Linked DNA regions of Homo sapiens: all the other regions are linked to region 1. Evidence: chromatin contacts called from ENCODE Hi-C data. All regions are on one chromosome and are shown on one strand. Each heading gives the region's core, a stretch centred on a gene start or an enhancer-like site at or near the end of the contact. The rest is flanking DNA. Distances are from core to core; before and after follow the strand shown.

Region 1 (2,925 bases), core at 393-2,892:
TGACAGGTTCATATTTTCGCCAGTATTGGTGATGCTAGCAATTTTTTTCCCATGAAGAATCTATTAACATTTTGCAAAACACTAATGTTCCATGGAAATGTGTTCCCTAAGCTGTACTGTTTAGAAAACTTCTGAATAAAAAAGTGACATGCATGAAAGTGTTTGAGTTTGTAGAACGAAAAGCAGGTAAGGATAAACTCAATTTTAAAATTAACAAACTTCTTCACTTCTAAGGTAGCACAAACTGAGCTTTCATCAAACGTAACCCTTACCGAAACAATTGTTCAGATGAGCAACGCCAAGTTTAAAGAAAGGAAGTAAACCGTCTCAAGAACTGTCAATCTGTTTGTGTTCGATAGGCTGAGATTTGAAAGGTTTGATTCTGTGTTCTTTCTACTAGATCCTCGGCTTCATTTAGACTTGTGCTTAATTTTCTGTCATTGGCTATTGAGTCTACAATCAATCTTTGGAGTAAAAGTGGTAGTCTTTTGGTCCAAATAGTAATAATGAAAATGGTGAGACCAGTAATTCATTTTTTATTATTCTGTATTCAGTAAGAATCAACCTGTATCAAATAGCTGAAAAGGCCTGAAGCCTCCCAAATGCATATCATTACACAAATTCTGTGTGAGGACTGACATCTTGGTTTCATATACTAATTATACTGCATGGGCCCCATTTATAACCATATCTACTCGTCATTTGATCCTGGCTACTGCCGATGGATGCTATCTTCATCACATTATAGCAAACATTTGGGTGATTAAGTTTTTCTCAAAAATTCTAGATTAGCATACAACGGCTTTACTACTTATATGTCATCTAAGACGTTTTTTAAGAATTAGTTACTACTACGCCCAACGCAGTGAGGTAGCAAATATTATGCCTGTTTATTTTCATCTCCATTTCAGGCTTGCGCGCCTTTCCCCCCTCGGGACTTCCCGAGGACACCCCTGCAGCAGTGAGCCCGAGTCCTGGCTTTGGCTGCATGTTAAGAAATATTAATCAAAATGAATGCGTGCCCTTTAAGAGAAAAAAACTGTGGGTCCTTCAGCCTTTAAAAACCATGCCGTGGTTTAAAAACTTAAAACTATATTTCGGCAGAACGCTGAGCATTTCTTCAAATCACTCTGAGAAGCTTGAGTGTCTTTAATTTCACCGGTCTGTCAAACGTAACGCGTCTCTCCCTCACCCCACATTTTAAGTTTCCAAGGAGCGGAAGAAGGGCCTCCGGGGGTCCCGGCCGCCGCAGGCTGCTGGGGGTGAGGACACGACTCGGCCTCCGTCCGACTCGAGGGTGTCGCGAAGGCCAGGAGGGAACGAAAGTTACCCTCGAACTTCGGAGGCGAAAGATTTCATGTGGATCTTAAAAAGGGCAAAACCTACCCCAAAGGCCGTAAACCGCCCTCCCCTCCCCCGCCAGAGAACTTCCCGGCGCAGAGCTTCCGCAGCCTGCTGCAGGCCGGGAGACCTTCACGCTCACTCGCTCTCCGCCACACGCCGGAACTGCGCGGCCACGTCCACGGGGACCCTGGCCATGCCCCGCACCGCCACCCAGCCCCAGGCGATCCCCGGGCCCCACGCGCCTGCAGTCGGCGCTGCGCCTGCGTGGGAGGATCCGGCGGAAGGGGCGGGGTCAGGTGGCACTTCCGTGGCTTCGGGCGGGTGAGTATGGGGAGTGCGCGCGGCGTCCAGGAGTCGGGACTGGGCTCCCGCCTACGGCCGCCCTCCCGCCGGGGGGCCAGCGCGGTCCTCCGGGGCGCCCCCTGGAGGATTTGGGGTGGGGGAAGGAAAAGGAGAGTATTATCGAATATTCTCCTAATATTGATGTTCGGGGTGCGGATATGTGTGGACAGGCAGGAGTCGGCAAATGGGTTCAAATGGAAGCTTTAACAAAGAAAGGCCCTGTACGTAAACAGTGTTTTAAAATTCTCATCTTGGTTAGGTTTCTCAGGTTATCTCTGAGCCACAGCAAGGCAGCTTTGTTAAGGTGGCTCTTCCCTTGTCGCTGCCAAACCCGGTAAATGGTTAACCTGAGGCCGCGTCAGAGAAAGCCACTATGACTCCTACCAAAGAGTGAAATTGAAACTCTTTTCTGGGAAATCAAATCCAGGATATAAAAGTTGGATTCAAACTAAAAGTTACAAACAGTATCTAGGTTCCGTCACATGGCGTGCCGGGCAGGGTCTAAATCTCTTTCAGCAGAGGGCATGCTGTCTTCATATGTATTTCTCATTAGAAAATGAAAGACGACCTAAACCAAAATAATATAAAAATTTTTTATTATCTGTCTTAAGAGTTGTACCCTAATCCATATGTTTAGAAAACATAAACTAATAAAACTTTTCCAACTTGGTAGAAAGCCAAAAGTTTCCAGAAAAACTGTGTGGATTATTCAGCATTTTGCTGTTGTCTACAATGTTCAGAATATTCTTTTACAATAATTTTGCACTAAATACCGGTTTGTGTTCAGGGTAACAAGAGGTTTTTAAAAAGTCAAAGACAAGGACAGGTTTTTTAAGGGCTGTATTCTATTAGGAGAGACAAAACAAGCATGAAAAGTTACATATCCATAAGAAATGTAAATCACCATTTGAGATATTTGAAGATGTCAAAAGAAAACCTTTATTTAGAATGGAAAGAGCTGGTGAATGCTCGAAACATTTACCATTTAGCTGATTGTTGCCATGTGGGAATGGGGGTCTCTCAAACGCAGATCCGATTTTCTCCAACACAGGCCAAAGATCTGTATTTTTACGTATTTTTTCTTGATTTTTAATGTTACTTGCAACCAATTTAGTTAACACACACCTTCTGTGGGTGGGCCAGGTGCAACTAGTTTGTGACCTCTGCAGATTTTCACCTTAGTACAGTCCTACACTTACACAATGGTTCAGTTAAAGATTTTTTGACTTTACAGTGGGT
Region 2 (2,700 bases), core at 66-2,565, 720 kb after region 1:
TAAAGCATGCAATAATTACTTTAGAGCATTCTATTTATAATACTACTTAAACCATATATTTGCTTCAGGGCCATATTTGATATTCAAATGTGATAAGAATTCTTAAATTTATAAAAATATTATGCAAAATAAAATACAGGGCACTAGGTGGTGCTGTGGGACCTTCCAGATAAACTAACACTGCAAAGGTATGCATTTGACAAATTAGTTGTGTGGTTGATTCTATATATTTAAATATACATTAAATATTTTTTATAGATAAAACAATGCACATAAATAAGAAGAGTAATATAATGAAAAAGCAAAGTTTTGATGGATGACCTCTTTGAGGAAGATACAACCCCGTTTCATAATCTCATACCCTAACTCCTGTGTTAAGCTATTAAAAAATCTTTATATAATAAATGTCATTTTTGAGGCATGCTTGTCAATCAACTATTATTTTCATTTACCTTTAAAGTTATTTTTTCATATGACCAAGAATTTAAAAGATGAATAATTATACATCCTTGTCAAACAATTTTCTATTAGGTGATTTCTTACAACACAGTACTGTAATCTTCTTGGGTTCTGTTTTTCTATTTTCCCCAGACATGACTGCTTGCTATAGAGCTACTAATTCAAATACTGACAGCCACCAGACTGGCAAGGTGAATGTGCAGATTGGGCCACAAGTAAAATAATAGGAAGTGAGGGCAACTTAGGAAACCCAGAATATAGAAAGCACATCTGTGGTCTGCATGTGGCCTGTGGGCCACTCATCTGTGACCTCTTAAGTCCAACATGTTCCTAACCATTTATCTATGAGTGACACATCTCAAAGATAACCTACAAATTTCAGTTCAAATGAAGGAGTGTAAATGCTTCTCAATTGTCCTTCTACAATGTTTAATCACTTATGTATGTCCTTCCTTAAAGAACAGAAAATATTAATGATGTGGGAGATAAACTAGTGGTCAAGAGCATTACTCGTCCATGATGAGCTACTGATTTAAAGAGAAGTACAGATTTAGTAGTCTTTTTATGGGCATGGTCTTCCTCTTCCCTGCAGGCACTTTCATGATTGTGAAGTACAATAATAAAGTACTTAATATTGAATTGATAGAAATATATGTTTAACATCAATAAAAAAAGGATAGAATTTATTCCCACTAGTAGTGATGGTGGAACTTAATATTACAGGTACAAGGTAAGAATGAAAATGAATTTTTAACAAATTCAACAAAACTCATCTAAAGGAATTTTTTAAACAAATTCAACAAAACTCATCTAAAGGAATGTTGTTCTTCGAGTCTGTCAATCAGAGAAGCAAAACTCATTTTTAAATGATGCATCATTCCAAATGTTTTTAGCTGCCCTCAGAAAGCGTTTGTGTGCTACATAAGAAAATAAGATAAAATCATGTCATTTCTGACCCGGAAGAGACCACAGAGATTAACAATCTCCCATTACTTTAGCTTCACCTCACAAATCAGTTCTTGAAAGATAAACACAGTTAAGTTGCAGTATCTAAGTGGGTCTTTGTTACAGAAAATGAAGTGACCGGATGCTCACGGGAAGCTATGCAGAAATCACAGTTTACTTTGAATGGAGACTATGCCTTACACCAGTAACCAATGCAAAAATATCACGTTTCAAGAATTTTCAATGTTGTCTAAACACTCACAGGAATCTCTACCAACACTACAAATCATTTGGAATTTTTAGAGGGTTTAATTGGTTCAAACAGATACACGGAAGAAGCGGTGAAAAGCAGAACTAGGTTAGAGCCACGCTGCCTGAATTCTTTTCATTTCACTTGTAGACTACCTGAAATGCCATCTTGGATGATAGTCTTTTTGGCTTAATAAGCATCTATTTTAAAATTGCATGTTTTCTTTTGAAGTAGTAGTTTTCACGGTGTGGCCTGGGGACCTACGGGTTCCTAAGACCTTTTGGAGGGCTCGGTGAGACAAAAACTACTTTCATTATATTACTAACACATTATTTGCCTTTTTACTCTCATTCTCTTGCAGTTATATAGTGGAGTTTTCCAGAGGCTACATGACATGTGATATCAAAAGAGATTTGATACACCAACAGTTTTATGTTAAGCCAGGCATTAAAGAGATTTGCAAAATGCAAAACAATAGTACTCTTCCCACTAGTTTTTGTTTGGGAAAATATAGTGATATTTCATAAAAATGTGCAAATTTACATATGATGAAGTTATTATTTTTAAATGAATTAATAATTTTCCAGCTTTAATTTCAAATGTGATCAATAGATAAATATCACCCATATAAACAACTGTTCTCTCTGGTCGTCAGCAAATTTTAAGACTGTAAAGGAGTTCGAAAAGTTGGAGAACACTGTTCCGGAAGAAAGCTACTCACATCTTAGTCAATATGCTTTCCTCTAAATACTGGTATGAATCTGAAACTTCTATCTGAATGAAATTTGCTTAGAAGCAAGAAAGGTCGAGCATTTTGAGGCAAGAGGTACTTTTATGGGCAAGACTAGCTTGATGCAGAGGGATAAACAGTGACGTGGGAACCACAGGCTCAGGTGGAATGACCCAGGTAGAAGGAACAGAGAGGGAGTCAAGAGTGCAATGGCAAATGCTCGTTTCTAAATTTAGCCTGAGACCAATGCTACATCTAGGAAGGGGTCATTTTTCTCTACCTTCTCTTACCTCTTATGCTCTGGGAGACTACAACA
Region 3 (2,945 bases), core at 218-2,717, 970 kb before region 1:
TTCACTAATATCCAGGCTCAGGAAGTGAAAAAGACAGAAGCCTTACCTAGCCACTGTGACCAGAAGTGATTAATTTAATCAACTGCCCACCTCAACCATCACCAACTTTTGCAATCACTTGGCGAAATCAATGTCCAACAAGTGAAGCAAACCCAAATGTGGTGAACATTCCTCCATTGCCAAAATGGGACAACTGCCTTATCTCCTCATCAAAGCCCATCTTCTGGGAAATCAGCTTCTCTGTTAAATACCCAAGTGGGCTAGAAGCGCATTTTGTGGGCAACCCTATAGAAGCTCGTCCTGATGCCAACTTGCAGGGATCCAGTAAACCTCAAGTCACCGCTCCTGATAACGTAGACATCTTTTTAGACACACTATTTACACAGACTTTGTCTAGCTGGGGAAAAGGTTAATTTACTTGTATACACGGGGATAAGTAGAGCACAGCGCTTCTGGATGCCCTCAGACTTGCATCTAATTCTTTCTCCAGATCTAACGCCTCTGTTTCTACACCCAGGGGAACCTCTCCCCAGGGACTGCGCGCGCGTGCGTGCAGGTGTGTGTGTGTGTGTGTGTGTGTGTGTGTTTGTGTGTGTTAAAACGAACACTAATTCCGCGCCCAGCTTCTCTCTCCGTCCACCTGCGGCCCAAGAACTTGTGTTCCCAGATGGTACCAGCGGGGCCCGGCTTATTCCCGAACACATGTGGGGACCTGAAAGGGGCGTCGGGGACTAACCCGCCCAAACCGTGGCAAACACTCTGGGAGGCCGACTTGGGCTTGGCCTGTGGCCCGACACACCGCCCCACTCCGCGCACACGCGTCTGTGCCACTTCAGTGGCTTGCAGGACCTCCGGCGAGGATGAGTCTCCAAACCATCTCAGCCTACTCAACGGCATCTGGGATGTCCCCCTGCCTCTAAGTCAGACCCCAAGAAAGATCTTTGAGGACTTGAGCTTCACGTTGAAAATCAGTGTGGAAAATGGGGGTGTCAGTGCGGCTGGGGGAGACAAAGGGGCCCAAAAGCTCCCTCCCGTCCGCTCCAGCCCACTTAGTTCACCCTCCCACGGGGCGAGGGGCGGGCCGGGGGGCTGAGGTGGGGATGGCCCTGGAAGGGGTCCCTCCCTTCCCACCTCCTACGGCCCACTCTTACTTACTTTCTTTCGGAGCCTCAGCTTGGCCGCCTTTAGCCCAGGCAGTGCGGAGGGGAAGCGGGGAGGAGAGAGGAGCCTGCGGGCTGCAGCAGCCGGGCAGTCCCGGAATCTCCGGACTGCGTCCCTGCCCCAAGCCCGCCGGGAACCCGGGCCGTGGACGCCCCCACCCGGGGGCCGCGGCGAGGCGGGCGCGCGGGGTTCAGCACCCTCGAGGCTGGTTCCGAAGGCTCGCGGCCCTCCCCCTCCGTCCGCCGCCGTCGCGGCTAGCCGCCCCTCCCCGCCGCAGCAGGGAGGCCGCCGGGGCCCGGGGGACGCGCTCGCGCGGGGGCCGCCCCCTCCCCTTCCCTCCACCCTGGGCGGGGGCGCGCGAGAAGCGGTGACGTCAAGGGGCGCGCTGTGGCAGCACCTCCCCGCGCGCTAGTTAAAAAGAAGAAGAAAAGAGGGAACGAAACATGAGAGGCTGTGTGAGAAGCTGCAGCCGCCGGCAGAGGAGACCTCAGCATCATCTAGAGCCCAGCGCTGGCCCTGCCTCCGCCTGCCCCGCCGCCGCCGTCGCCGTTTCTGTTCCTGCTACTGTCCCACCTAAACAACTCCCGTTACACGGACAAGTGAACATCTGTGGCTGTCCTCTCCTTTTCTTCCTCCTCTTCCAACTCCTTCTCCTCCTCCCACTTCCCAGCCGCAGCAGAAAGCCCCCAACCCAACTGACACTGGCACAACTGCAAACGGTGTCATCCGCACAACTTTATCTCGCTCCTCGGGCTCCCCTAAGGCATTGGACCCATCGCCGCGTCTTTTATTTTTTGCAAAGTTGCATCGCTGTACATATTTTTGTCCCCGCCACCTCCCTCTGTCTCTGGAGTGCCCTACAGCCCCGCAAACTCCTCCTGGAGCTGCGCCCTAGTGCCCCTGCTGGGCAGTGGCGTTCCCCCCCATCCTCCCGCGCCCAGCCCCTGCTGCTCTGGGCAGACGATGCTGAAGATGCTCTCCTTTAAGCTGCTGCTGCTGGCCGTGGCTCTGGGCTTCTTTGAAGGAGATGCTAAGTTTGGGGAAAGAAACGAAGGGAGCGGAGCAAGGAGGAGAAGGTGCCTGAATGGGAACCCCCCGAAGCGCCTGAAAAGGAGAGACAGGAGGATGATGTCCCAGCTGGAGCTGCTGAGTGGGGGAGAGATGCTGTGCGGTGGCTTCTACCCTCGGCTGTCCTGCTGCCTGCGGAGTGACAGCCCGGGGCTAGGGCGCCTGGAGAATAAGGTAGGCACTCACCGGCTTCACGGATGCGTACTTGGCATATTGGCTGGGTGGGGTTCCCTGTGGCTCTGGCAAAGCCGGTGGTTGTAAGAAGGTCAAAACTTCTTTGGGGGAGTTCTTTCCATAACTTTTCTATAGCGCTAACGTGATTCCGTTGTGTGTTCCTCTGGGGTAAGCAAGTAGCATTTCCTCCCCCAGAGTCCGCGGTCGGGATGCTGTGCAAACTTGCCTATCTCTGAAAACAGACGTTTCTGCGGTACCCGCACCCTGGGCTGGGTAAATATTTTAAAAGAATCGCGATGAACAGTGTGTTTTGGATCGAATGGGGCATTGGCTGCGGTGAAACTGTAAATTAAGGTGGCTGTGGTTTCCGGCTTATTTTTCTAGGGTAAAAAGATTTGTGCTGTTTTCTCCACGTGCTCGGTTAGGGAGAGGATTGAATCGTAAAGGATGTTGAAGCATGGTTGGTTTATGATCCCCAGCCCCGTCAGAGGGGGGTGTCTTGCATTACATTAGTTAAACCAACAGAAAGGAACTCCTGGTCC

The links. Hi-C counts contacts between places; a loop is a spot of excess contacts on that map. Pooled maps may share reads with other maps.
Region 2: a loop to region 1 is called in a map of PC-9, with 11 times the contacts of the local background. The contact joins the enhancer-like site here to the promoter of MMAA in region 1. A Hi-C loop is called at or near these places in 2 of 168 maps with a recorded cell type or tissue (MCF 10A and PC-9) and 7 of 50 pooled maps.
Region 3: a pooled map shows a loop between it and region 1 (5-fold over the local background). The contact joins the promoter of HHIP-AS1 here to the promoter of MMAA in region 1. A Hi-C loop is called at or near these places in 5 of 37 single-sample maps with no recorded cell type and 4 of 50 pooled maps.

What each region holds. Positions count from the first base shown.
Region 1 is chr4:145,617,743-145,620,667 of GRCh38, forward strand. MMAA (metabolism of cobalamin associated A) reads left to right here and starts at 1,643. Exons shown (of 7, transcript NM_172250.3): 1 at 1,643-1,665. RefSeq lists silencers at 1,472-1,911, 1,942-2,011.
Region 2 is chr4:146,342,641-146,345,340 of GRCh38, forward strand. The region is part of intron 5 of SLC10A7 (solute carrier family 10 member 7); the gene reads right to left. Among named protein-coding and RNA genes, the nearest start is that of MIR7849, 65 kb to the right of the region's middle. Within about 2 kb of position 1,316, at least 2 of the 41 ENCODE cell types and tissues checked have a DNase peak (open chromatin) inside an H3K27ac peak, as active enhancers do; they include PC-9, where a contact is called at or near this core.
Region 3 is chr4:144,644,552-144,647,496 of GRCh38, forward strand. HHIP-AS1 (HHIP antisense RNA 1) reads right to left here and starts at 1,468. Exons shown (of 2, transcript NR_037595.1): 1 at 1,156-1,468. HHIP (hedgehog interacting protein) reads left to right here and starts at 1,605. Exons shown (of 13, transcript NM_022475.3): 1 at 1,605-2,403. The coding sequence starts at 2,125. RefSeq lists an enhancer at 1,570-2,135.